Regions from separate parts of the Homo sapiens genome. Here all the other regions are linked to region 1. Evidence: chromatin contacts called from ENCODE Hi-C data. All regions are on one chromosome and are shown on one strand. Each heading gives the region's core, a stretch centred on a gene start or an enhancer-like site at or near the end of the contact. The rest is flanking DNA. Distances are from core to core; before and after follow the strand shown.

Region 1 (3,502 bases), core at 885-3,384:
GCCACTGGATTAAGTCCCACCACAGCAATGAATTGTTTTATACGGCACATTCCCAAAACCCTGAAAAGATAAATGTCATCCACAAAGCATACATTTATGAAAAGTTACAATGCATCTTATTCACTGGGAAAACTAATTTTATATTAAAACTTCCAATTGCTTTCCTATTTCTTTCGACTCATGCTTGAAGCGATCTTATGTGACATCTCTAAAGTTTACAAATACAACGGCAATTGCGAACACATCCAACAACCAGAACAATCTACCGGAGGGATAAATCCAAAAATCTAATATAGGACCAGACCCAAACTACCACAATACCAGTCTATTATTAATCAGCGAAACAAATGGAGCCCTTGAAAACTAACAGTCACTAGCGGATTATTTTAAATTAGGCTTAAGGGAGTACAACACAACAATCATGCCTGTAACACGAAAACTAAAGTGTCTACGTGCCAAAACGGTCGATAGGACTACAAACAGCCTTTTTAAGCTTCCCTCTTGTCGGGACTAGGAGTTGACAAGCGGCCTCTACTAGAAGGTTGGCTAGACAGCAAAGAGCCAACAAGCGAGGCACATTTATGCCTCCCATTCTCCCATACCGTTGGTCGACTTATTGCTCTCCTAACGACAACTGAAACGACATCCTTCCGGCCCAGCACGCAATTTCTGAGGTGTGGTGGGAGAAGAGTTGGATAAGAAAGTTTAAGCAAAAACAGCAGGGCTTATCTGTAAGAATAACGTTGCCGCTTGCCGTTCACCCTTCGGGTCCTGCAGTCACTAGTCCCCAGGCCTCAAAAATCCGCTAAGTATGTGCTCCACTGGCCGAGCGCCAACGCGCCCTCCCCTCCCCGCCTCCCGGCACCGAGATCAAAAACAGCCGGGTAACAGGACGGGAAAAAGCGAAAGTCGACAGCAGAAGCACCGCACCTCTCCTCACCCGGATCCGACAGGAAATGGCGGCCCGCGTAATGGCGACTACGTGCTACTAGGCGGAGCCGAGCGCCGACCCCCTCCCCCACCCACCACGCGGTCCCGAGGTCTCATCCCCCGCATCCTCCCCCCACTGCCCGAGACAAAGCCATCGAGGCAGCCCTGACCGTTCCATCCCCGCCGCTCCAGCTCCGACCCCGGGCCGGGAGACCCAAGGTGAGGCGGGGCTCACACAAAGAGAGCGGCGGCGCGACCTTCTCCCCGCACCGGCCTCCTTTCCTCCACGAGGTCCCTAGTTCCCAGTGCCACATAGCTCCAGCTCATCCTAGAGGCACATGCCTCACGAATCCCCAAGTCTCTAGGACCACAACGCGGACTGCGGATACACGCTCAGGGAAATGGCGGAGGTGGGGGAGGGGACACCGGGCAACGTTCCCACTCGGAGAAGCGGCCAAACACCAAAGCGGCTCCCAGGACGCCTCCCTCAAGCGGAAAAACTGGGCTCCGACCCTCACCTCCACGAGCCGCTCCCCCAACCCGGCTCCTCACCGCGCGAGACTGCCGTCCCTCCGCTGCCGCGCCGCCTCAGCCGGTCGGAGCTAGACAGAAAACGAGCGCAGGCTCCCCTCCCCCGCCTTCTCGCGTCCTCCCCGCCGTCGCGCCCTATTGGCTGCCAGGGCTTCAGCGATGGTGCGAGGGCGAAGCGATTGGCCCGAGGCCACGTCAATCAAGGCGACGGAGGAGGCGACAACCCCGCCTCCCGCCAGCGCCTCCCTTCGGGCTGGGAGGCCACTAAGGGCTCGAGAAAACCCGGGCTTGGGAAAAGTAAACGCAGCCTTTCAGGGAGCCCCAACCCTTACCCGAATCAGCAATACCCAAGCTCCAATAACTCCAATTACCTATAGGCCGCGAACAAGTGGGACACAGGCAAGACGTCGAGGTCGGTGCAGCAGAGAAACAGAGGATAATGGCGTCTGCAGTGCTGTCGCCTGGAGCGCCCTCCTCCTTTCTCGTTCGCGCACTCACTAGCTGGGGGGAGGGGCGGCTAGGGGGCGAACCTCTCGCGAGATCTAACAACTGCCTAGTTCACGCGCACAGGGAGGGGGCGGGGAAGGGGCGTTTTCCAGCCCCGAAGGAGTCCTTTGGGGTTGGAGGAGGGGCGCGAGCGCGCGGCAAATCGGGCGGGAAGAGGTAAAAAAGGAACTGGGAGCGCGCCGCGGCGGTTCCTGTCCTTACAGTTGCGCTGCCCAGGGACCGATGTTGCGCGAGGAAAATGCGGGACGCCCAGGTCGGTGCTCGGCCCAGACTTATGCCCGTGTTTTCACAGCCCACACTCGTGCCCGAAGCCCCTTACCCCGCCCCGGGCTGTGGTCTGTGGGCTGTGGGACGAGCTGCGGCGCGGTAAGTGCGGGCCGTCTGCGTCCGCTGGGCCGGGCCCACGCTTCGGAAACCCGTTGTTTGTAATGGTCCGGGGCGCCCGTCAGTCAAGGCCGGGCCCGGGGGCGCAGCTGGCGGTTCTCGGCCTGCCTTGCGCCGGGGCGGGAGCCGGGGAAACGCGGGGCGAGCCTGGGAGTACTGGAGAACTTCTCGCCGAGAGGGCACAGGCGGTTTCACAGGGCTCTCGGTTCTGAGACTTTCCTCTTGGGTAATGGGACCTGAGATGGAAGTATTTTGTAGTGTCGTCGCTGTAGTTTATTCCGATAAAATTTTTAGGCAATATGTATTGCCCTTGTCTCCTAAAATGAATGCGTATCGCTGAATACGTTGCAGACCTCCACGTTCCATTCAAAGCGCCTGCCTTGTGGCAGTGATGAAAACAGACAAAAACCCTTGCCCTCAAACGTGCTCCTGTTCTAGCGGGTTCAGCGCACACTTGCATTGTATTCGGTTCCTTACTTTTAAGGCTCCTGTGCCAAGCTTTCATGACTTCCTTTGTTAAGGCACATAAGGTCACTTTCAATCGGTGACAGCCCTGGGAAATCTCCAGCCCTGGTAGTACCCGCTTTCCACATCCTTACTCGTCAACCTTCCAGCCTCCGCCCACAATCCCAAACTCATTTTGAAGCATAAAGGTGTCATAATCTGCACATAAAGCGAAATCCACCATTGGCCGAATACATGCATATATTTTAGTGTTGATGAATTTGTGCTGATTCATTCCTGTTATAATGTTTCCTTCTTGGGTAATTTGCAAAACATATATACCAGCATTCTTTTAAATGGCCATGATTGCATCCACCCAGCATCTTTTACTTGACTGATTAGAGGAAAACTCTTGTTAGGGCGCACTGAGGATTTCATGACAAACACCAGTATTTACATTCTGGGAGGATACGTTAACACATGCTGTTAGAACATAATGTCCGGGATTGTGGAATTTATAAAAGTTCTCTTTAAGTGATAATATAATTTTTTAAATGGTCCCCACCATGAAGAGTGTATAGTCTTGTTGGGTAGGTAAAACTTAACTCGCATTTCAGTTCTAAAACACAAAGTTCAGAATTTTATTAAATATTCAAAACTGATGAGTTTATGTAGGGGCTTAGGATACTTGGATTATAGAGATTTA
Region 2 (3,520 bases), core at 739-3,238, 8.7 Mb after region 1:
CTGTGATCCCAGCTACTCGGGAGGCTGAGGCAGGAAAATCGCTTGAACCTGGGAGGCGGAGGTTGCAGTGAGCCGAGATCGCGCCACTGCACTCCAGCCTGGGCAACAGAGTGAGACCCCGTTTCTAAATAAATAAATAAATAAAAATAAACAATCATTACAATCAGAGCTGTGCAACAGGGTAGGGCCAGGCTGCCCTGGAGATGCCTACTCAGGGAAGGGGGTGGACACATACTTGTCTGGAACGTGCAGAGAGATCCAAGTGCCAGAGGCAACTGCGTCAAAGCCTCTGCTCTTTCAACATGGGTGTCCTTTTGCTCCAAGCCTGAAACTTGCTGCTTCATCTGCCACTACTTTTGAAATTTAATGTATCAGCCCTCACTAAAGAAAAGTCTTAGGTTTACCTAAAATGCAGAGATACATCTAATCTTACCAAGGAATTGGAAGATTAGTATTTGTTTTGGGAAAGGATTCAGGGGATCAGCACAGTAACCCAACAACAAAAGGACTCACGCAGAAACATCCCTCACTTTGCCAATAGTGGACTACACAAGAGAAGGACAGCTTTAGGTTAGCCTGGTCCATTATTAATTCACCTAAAGATCTTGAGCAAAGCTTGTAGTCTCTGTTCTTTAGTTCCCTGTGCTAATGAGCAACAAAATCCAAAGGCACAACCTAGGGGCTACCTGGGTGTTTGCAGCTTACACTACAGCTGACCAATGCACCCAGCATAGGAACAACAGAAGCAAGGCAGGACTCCACTGCCTACATCATCCCTGACAAGCTGTTCGACTCGGGCAATGCCCTTAACCTCTCTGATTTTCACTTTATTTATCTGTCCAAGGGATGACAATTATCACTTGCTAAGCATAACTTGATGGGTTCCTGCGTAACTGGTCTTTGCAACAATCCCACAAAGTGAATTCTACTACTAGTTCCACTTCACAAATGTAGACACTGAGATTCCTGTGCCTTTAACACCCATGCTCTAACTCCTCCCTACATGACACCTATCCTCGCCTCCCTCACCCCCCTCCCCCGTTCCAGCCGGCCACATTCCTGCGTGGTTGTACCAGACAGCAAAAGGTCAGAGAGATCTGGGCCCTCACAGAAACCCACACGCTTCACTCTTGGGATTCACCTTTGCGAGATCTTACTGCAGTTTCTAAAACTTTCACCCTCGTTGAATTCAGGTGAAAGCCTTCAAATTCTAAAAGGTTGAGAAGAGGACCTGTGGACAACATCCCCTTACTATTAACAGCACAGCAATTCCGTAGTCTCACGAGGCTGAACTCTTTTGGTGCTGAGAGTAACAGCACTGTGGGCACTCTGCTTCTTCCTCCAGTGCTGGCCGGGCCCTCCGTCCCAACCAAGCCTCCACCCCACTGCGGCCTGGCAGTCCGGCGGGCATCCAGGCGGGAGGCGGCACCGCGTGAGGCTGAGCGCGGCACCGACGGGGCGGGGAGGGGGATGTGGAACTGACTCTGACGGGGAACGGGAATACTGAGGGGACGACAGACCGGCCAGGAGAAGGATCTGGGGCAATGGGAGACTGACCCAGTAGAGAGGGGATACTGGGGTGATGAGGAACCCAAGCGGTAGGGGGGGATGCTGGAGGGTGGGGGAATTCCGGAGACCGGCCGGGGAGGAGGAAGGTACTGGGGGGACGTGGAACCGACCCTGTTGAGGAAACGGATAATGGGGGCGGGGTGATACCGGCCGTCGGAGTGAGGTACCGGACCTGCGCCGCACGTCCACCGCTCACCTGCGCGTGGGCCACCACCAGGCTCTTATTGCCCTCTCCGTGGTACCCCCATTCATTCTCGTCCATCTTCCCCTCTTCCATGCCCAGGCGCAGCCCTGGCGCCTCGCGGGCTAGGACTCGGGGACGCGAGCTGGGGGCCGCCCGCCTCGCTGGGAACCAGCCGCTGCGGTCGGGGGAGGAGCGCCTGTCAGCTGCCGCCCCCGCTCGACCCCGCCGCGGCGACTAGCAAGCTGTGGCCGCCGGAAGCCACGCCCCCGGCGCCTGCCATGACGGAGTCGGGCAATTCCGGGTTCGTGACACTTTCCTCACACCGATCGCGACGGTGGATGGGCCGGCGGCCATCTTAGGTACTGGTAGAGCGACTCATTTCCGGAACGCGGTCTTGGGAGCCGGAAGAGAAGCTTCCGGCCTCGGCGCCGGATGTGTAGCTGGCGGAAGGAGCCGGCGGCTTTTCGGCGCCCGGTAGTGACCGGCAGTCCCCGGGTAGCCAGGGTGTCTGGGTGTTGGGACCGCTTAGTCGCGAGACCCCAGCAAACCTCTTGGCGTCTCTGAGCCTCAGCTTTTGCTTCTGTAGAATAGGGTGTACTCATCGTACATTTCATGGGAATACCTAACGCAGTCATTTGGATGGTCCTGTGAGGTAGAAAACATTGTCCAACGTTCTACGCGAGGAAATGTGGCTGGGCCACAGGACTGGACTCCCCAGTCCCGCTTTTGCCTGAAGACTTCGAGGGACGCAGTTGGAGCGCAAGGCTCCTGCTTGGCGGTGAGGCAGAGGGCTAACGACCTTCCTTCTCCTAAATTCACTGATGCGGCGGCAAGAATGGCACCGCCTCGTAGAGCTACCGCATTTCCCAAACTCGTAGTCTCAGGACCACTTTATACTCATAAAAATGAGGGCCCCAAGCTTTTGCTAATGTGGGTTACAGCTATCGATGTTACCACATTCTAAGTTAAAATGCTTTAAAGTTTTTTGTTGTTTCGTTTAAAAGTAAACAGCCGGGCGCGGTAGCTCACGCCTGTAATCCCAGCACTTTGGGAGGCTGAGGCGGGCGTATCACCTGAGGTCAGGAGTTTGAGACCAGCCTGGCCAACATGGTGAAACCCTGTCTCTACTAAAAATACAAAAATGAGCCAGGTATGGTGGCGCAGGCCTGTAATCCCAGCTACTCCGGAGGCTGAGGCAAGAGAATCATTTGAACCCAGGAGGCGGAGGTTGCGGTAAGCCAAGATCGCGCCATTGCACTCCAGCGTGGACGACAGAGTGAGACTCCATCTCAAAAAAAAAAAAAAAAAAAAAAGTAAACATTACATTCCACGCCCACCACCAAAATAAAGGAGTGGTATTGTTTTACACTTTTGCAAATCTTTTTAAAATCTGACCTAATAGGTTCTCACATGTGCTTCGGCATTCGGTCTGCTGCAATATATTGCATTGGTTGACATACACATTGTGAAGAACATCTGCAGTTATGTAGTTCACAAAGAGAGGACCTGCAGACCCAACTTTGAGAACGGCTGGGCACCTTGCCAGGCCTTGGGAATTGTAGTGAAATCAGGCCAGTGACTCAGGAAAATGAGCTGAAGGCTTTGAGCATCTCTTTCCTCCATTTTAGGCCTCAAAAGGGAGGCTGGGGCAGGGCATGGTGACTCATGCCTGTAATCCCAGCATTCTGGGAGGCCGAGGTGGGCGGATCGCTTGAGCTTAGGAATTCCAAACCAGCCTGGCAACATGGTGAAACCCTGTCTCTACAA
Region 3 (3,416 bases), core at 1-2,500, 8.9 Mb before region 1:
GTTTTTTCTTTCCCCAAATATACAATTAATTTACAATATTGACTGTTATTTTGAACTTATGCCATTGGCTTCCTTGTGTGCTCCAGTTCTTTCCTCCCACCGAAGATTCAATCCGATAGATCAGGGGTAGGAAAACTTTTTCTGTAAAGTGCCAGACAGGAAATGCTTTGGGCTTTGCCAGCTGCTACTCAACCCTGCTGGGTAATGCGAAAGCGGCCACAGAAAACACAGATGCAAATGAGCGTGACCGTGTTCCAGTAAAATTTTACGGACACTGAAATCGTAATTTCATGTAATTTTCACGTGTCACAAAGTATTATATTTCTTTTTATTTCTTTTCAGTCATTAAAAAAAGTAAAAAAAAAAAAAATTCTTAGCAGGCCTTACAGTAACAGGCAGCAGGCGGGCAGTAGGTCATCACCCCAACGCTAGAGGAATGAGACCATATCGATCCGCGAGGATCAAGTCCTGATCCTGTCCCTGGCGACTTCTCCAGGCTGCGCGGTCTCTTGGAGGCAGCGTTCCCATTTTCAGGATTATTCCGGGGCGCTAGAGCACCACGCCACCATGAGTACACGTCCTCCTCGGCAGGCCACCTATCAGCTCTGTGAGGGTGGCAAGAGTCCAGGCAAGGCTTTCAGGGCGCAACCAAGTCCCGGGCTCCAGCACAGAAACCCTCTGGAAACACCTCCAGGCCCCAGCAAGGCGGCGCGGCGCGGCAGGGGCGAGCAGGTACGCACTCACCTGGCGCCAGTTCGAGTCCTCCCAAACACAGCGGCAGAGGCGACAGCCAAGCGCGCGCCTGTACCCAGTGCGCCGCTACCCGCAGCTCGCTCCCCGAGAGGCCCACAGCCCCTTTCCCCACGCTCCTCCTGGGTTAGAGGGATGCCAGGTAGGGGCGGTCACCAGAGGCCCCTTTTCTCTACTCTCGGCGCCGGGTTCCAGCCCCCGTTGGGGCGGGGCGGGGCGGGGCGGGGCTCCGGCTAGCTTGGCCTCTTCCGCGCGCCCCTGCGCAGCTCCGGCCCTTCCCTATCGGGAGCGCGCGCGGCCCGCGGCACTGCACTGGCGCACGCCCGCTTCGCCCTCGCTCGGCTCCGGCTGGTTCCGCCGCCGTGCGCGCCGCCCGCGCTCCTGCTGCGGCGAAGCTGCCAGCCCGGGAGCCAATTAGCGCTCGGCTAGGCGGGGTCCACTTCCTCGTCGGCCCGGCGCGCGCTCTGGACTGCTCCGGCGGCCGCGGGGCGGGGCGGAGCACTCGGCGGAGCCGCTCTGCCTGCGTCCGCTCTTCCCGCAGCCAAGGGTGGGCGCCGGTCCTAGGAGGCGCACGGTTGTAAGCCAGACAAAAAGAACTGGGGTGCCCGGAGTGCCAGGTGGCGGGCAAGCGGTGGGCTTTTCGGCGGGGTCTTTAGGATTTGCAGCTCCAGGAAGCGAGATGTCGAAGCCGCCACCCAAACCAGTCAAACCAGGTGAGGGAGGTAAGGTAGGCGCTTGCCAGGTCCTGCGACCGCCGCGGTGCCGGCGCCTCCTCTGCAGCTTGGCAGGGAGGACCCGGCGCGCACCCGGCCCCGAGCCTGGCTTCCGAGATCGGCCCCACCGGGATGGGCGCTCTTAGTTTTGCGTTCGCTGTTACGGAGGAGGGATCGATTTTGATAGCAAGAGGATTTCGAGGATTAATATATATATATATATTTAAAGGGGAGTAGCCCTCACTTTTGCTACGTTGTCATTCGCTGAAACTTTCAGAGGGTGTGATGGCAACGTCCCATGGAAGTTTTCCGGAAAGACAGGGCCATTGATCTCCCTTTAAAAAATGTCATGAAATGATCTTTAGCCACTTCCTCTTTTCTCAGTGTTTGTCACTGTCAAGTTAGGGTTCCTGACCGGCCAGAGCGAACGGGAAGTGCAATCCCTGCAGGGTGGGGTGGGCGAGCGAGCCTCCCTCGGGACTTAAGCGTGGAGCAGCGTTTGAAATTGACCTCGGGATCTTGGGAAGAGCGTTTAGAAAAAAACCCTATACTCGCGCTCCTGGTGGAAAGAATCTAGGATGCGGCAGTGATCTCAGCTGTTGCTATTTGGAAGTGTCATTTTATCATCTCCTTTGCCTTTGCTCTCCCAAAGACGTTGGCGTGCTAAACCTGAGAGGGCTGAGATTACTAAATTCCTCAAAGCAGTTTTCTGGGCGGATTGTCCTTGTTCATTTTTGCTCTGTTCTTAGAATATTTTCTGTGATATGCAGAAATAAGATAATTGTAAAAGAAACTGACGTATTTTAATTAAAAGTTGTAACATACTGTTCCGCTCATTCATTTGGGTAGGTAATTAGAAAGGACTGACGTATTTCAATACTTTAACAACTCTTACGTGCATTCATTTGGGTAGGTAATTAAGGGAAATACAGGAAATGGAAGATAAATGGCTCCGATGTATTCTTGGGTTTTTTCTTCCCATAGTGTAATTTCGGTATAGCGAAATGCTGAAATTTAATCCATTTACGTCAAATTTTGAAGTAACTTTCTTTGCAAGAGATGAGTTTCAGTGATTACTTTTTTCCTTGATTTTCCTAAACTCTATAGCTTTCATACTTATCTAGTTTTGTTTCTTTGCGTTCCTGCAGTTGGAGTATGAAGTCCCTTTATTTGATAATCATGTACGTACGTATGTGGAATAGTGCTTCACTGAGGACTGACATCTTGGTGGGCTGAGTGTGAAGGAAGTTGCTGAGACTGGCTCTGCCCTGGGCAAAGATGGGGCACAGCTAGAGTTGGGTTCTGCATTGCATTAGATGTGGAATCTGATGAGAAATTTCCATTTTAAGTGCATATGTATGAGGTAGCTTTCTAAACTCAGGTGCAAATCAGGACCTTAAGTATCTAACAGTGCAGAGTTGTTCTTTGATAGCTAAACAATATTTTATTTATCTTATTTTTTTCTGATCACCTGCTGCCAGTTGAAATACGTTAAAGAATGCCCTTTTTAAAAATCTCTTCATGCGTATTAAATGCTGTCTATATTGCAAATGGAGGGACATTGACAGGTGTGTGTGTGTGTGTGTGTGTGTGTGTGTGTGTGTACACAGTAATGTATACATGTGGGTTCATTCACACTTGGGGGTTTAAGGGTCATCCTGTTACTAATTGTGGATACATTCCCAGGAACCTCCTTTCTCCTTCACATCAGAAAGCTTATGGTTAAACATGACAGGTGTTTAGAGGGAACTTTGCATTTTATTTTATTTTAATTTGTTTTATCTGGTCCTTGATTCAGGATAAAGGGAATTTTGAATCAACATTAATTTACAAATGAGATCCAGACACAAAGTTACCATAGAAATGGGTTTGCCAGTTTAGTAATTTACAGTGAGAAACATTACTGCCAATCAGAGTTGAAACTTTGTGTGGGCTAGCTTAGTTGAAGAAAAA

Evidence for each region. Hi-C counts contacts between places; a loop is a spot of excess contacts on that map. Pooled maps may share reads with other maps.
Region 2: a pooled map shows a loop between it and region 1 (4-fold over the local background). The contact joins the promoter of IPPK here to the promoter of RMI1 in region 1. A Hi-C loop is called at or near these places in 2 of 50 pooled maps.
Region 3: a pooled map shows a loop between it and region 1 (7-fold over the local background). The contact joins the promoter of OSTF1 here to the promoter of RMI1 in region 1. A Hi-C loop is called at or near these places in 2 of 50 pooled maps.

The regions. Positions count from the first base shown.
Region 1 is chr9:83,978,671-83,982,172 of GRCh38, forward strand. RMI1 (RecQ mediated genome instability 1) reads left to right here and starts at 2,135. Exons shown (of 3, transcript NM_001358291.2): 1 at 2,135-2,221. It overlaps HNRNPK (heterogeneous nuclear ribonucleoprotein K), which reads right to left and starts at 1,545. Exons shown (of 17, transcript NM_031263.4): 1 at 1,483-1,545. RefSeq lists enhancers at 819-978, 1,799-1,848, 1,808-2,315, 1,889-1,948, 2,079-2,148 and 2 more and silencers at 1,519-1,658, 2,469-2,548.
Region 2 is chr9:92,668,143-92,671,662 of GRCh38, forward strand. IPPK (inositol-pentakisphosphate 2-kinase) reads right to left here and starts at 1,989. Exons shown (of 13, transcript NM_022755.6): 1 at 1,766-1,989. The coding sequence starts at 1,846. It overlaps LOC107987095 (a long non-coding RNA gene), which reads left to right and starts at 2,220. Exons shown (of 2, transcript XR_001746837.2): 1 at 2,220-2,531. RefSeq lists enhancers at 1,091-1,260, 2,001-2,450, 2,461-2,510, 3,265-3,520 and a silencer at 1,781-1,960.
Region 3 is chr9:75,087,264-75,090,679 of GRCh38, forward strand. It overlaps OSTF1 (osteoclast stimulating factor 1), which reads left to right and starts at 1,251. Exons shown (of 10, transcript NM_012383.5): 1 at 1,251-1,463. The coding sequence starts at 1,430. NMRK1 (nicotinamide riboside kinase 1) reads right to left here and starts at 892. Exons shown (of 9, transcript NM_017881.3): 1 at 745-892. RefSeq lists silencers at 762-1,361, 1,552-1,641.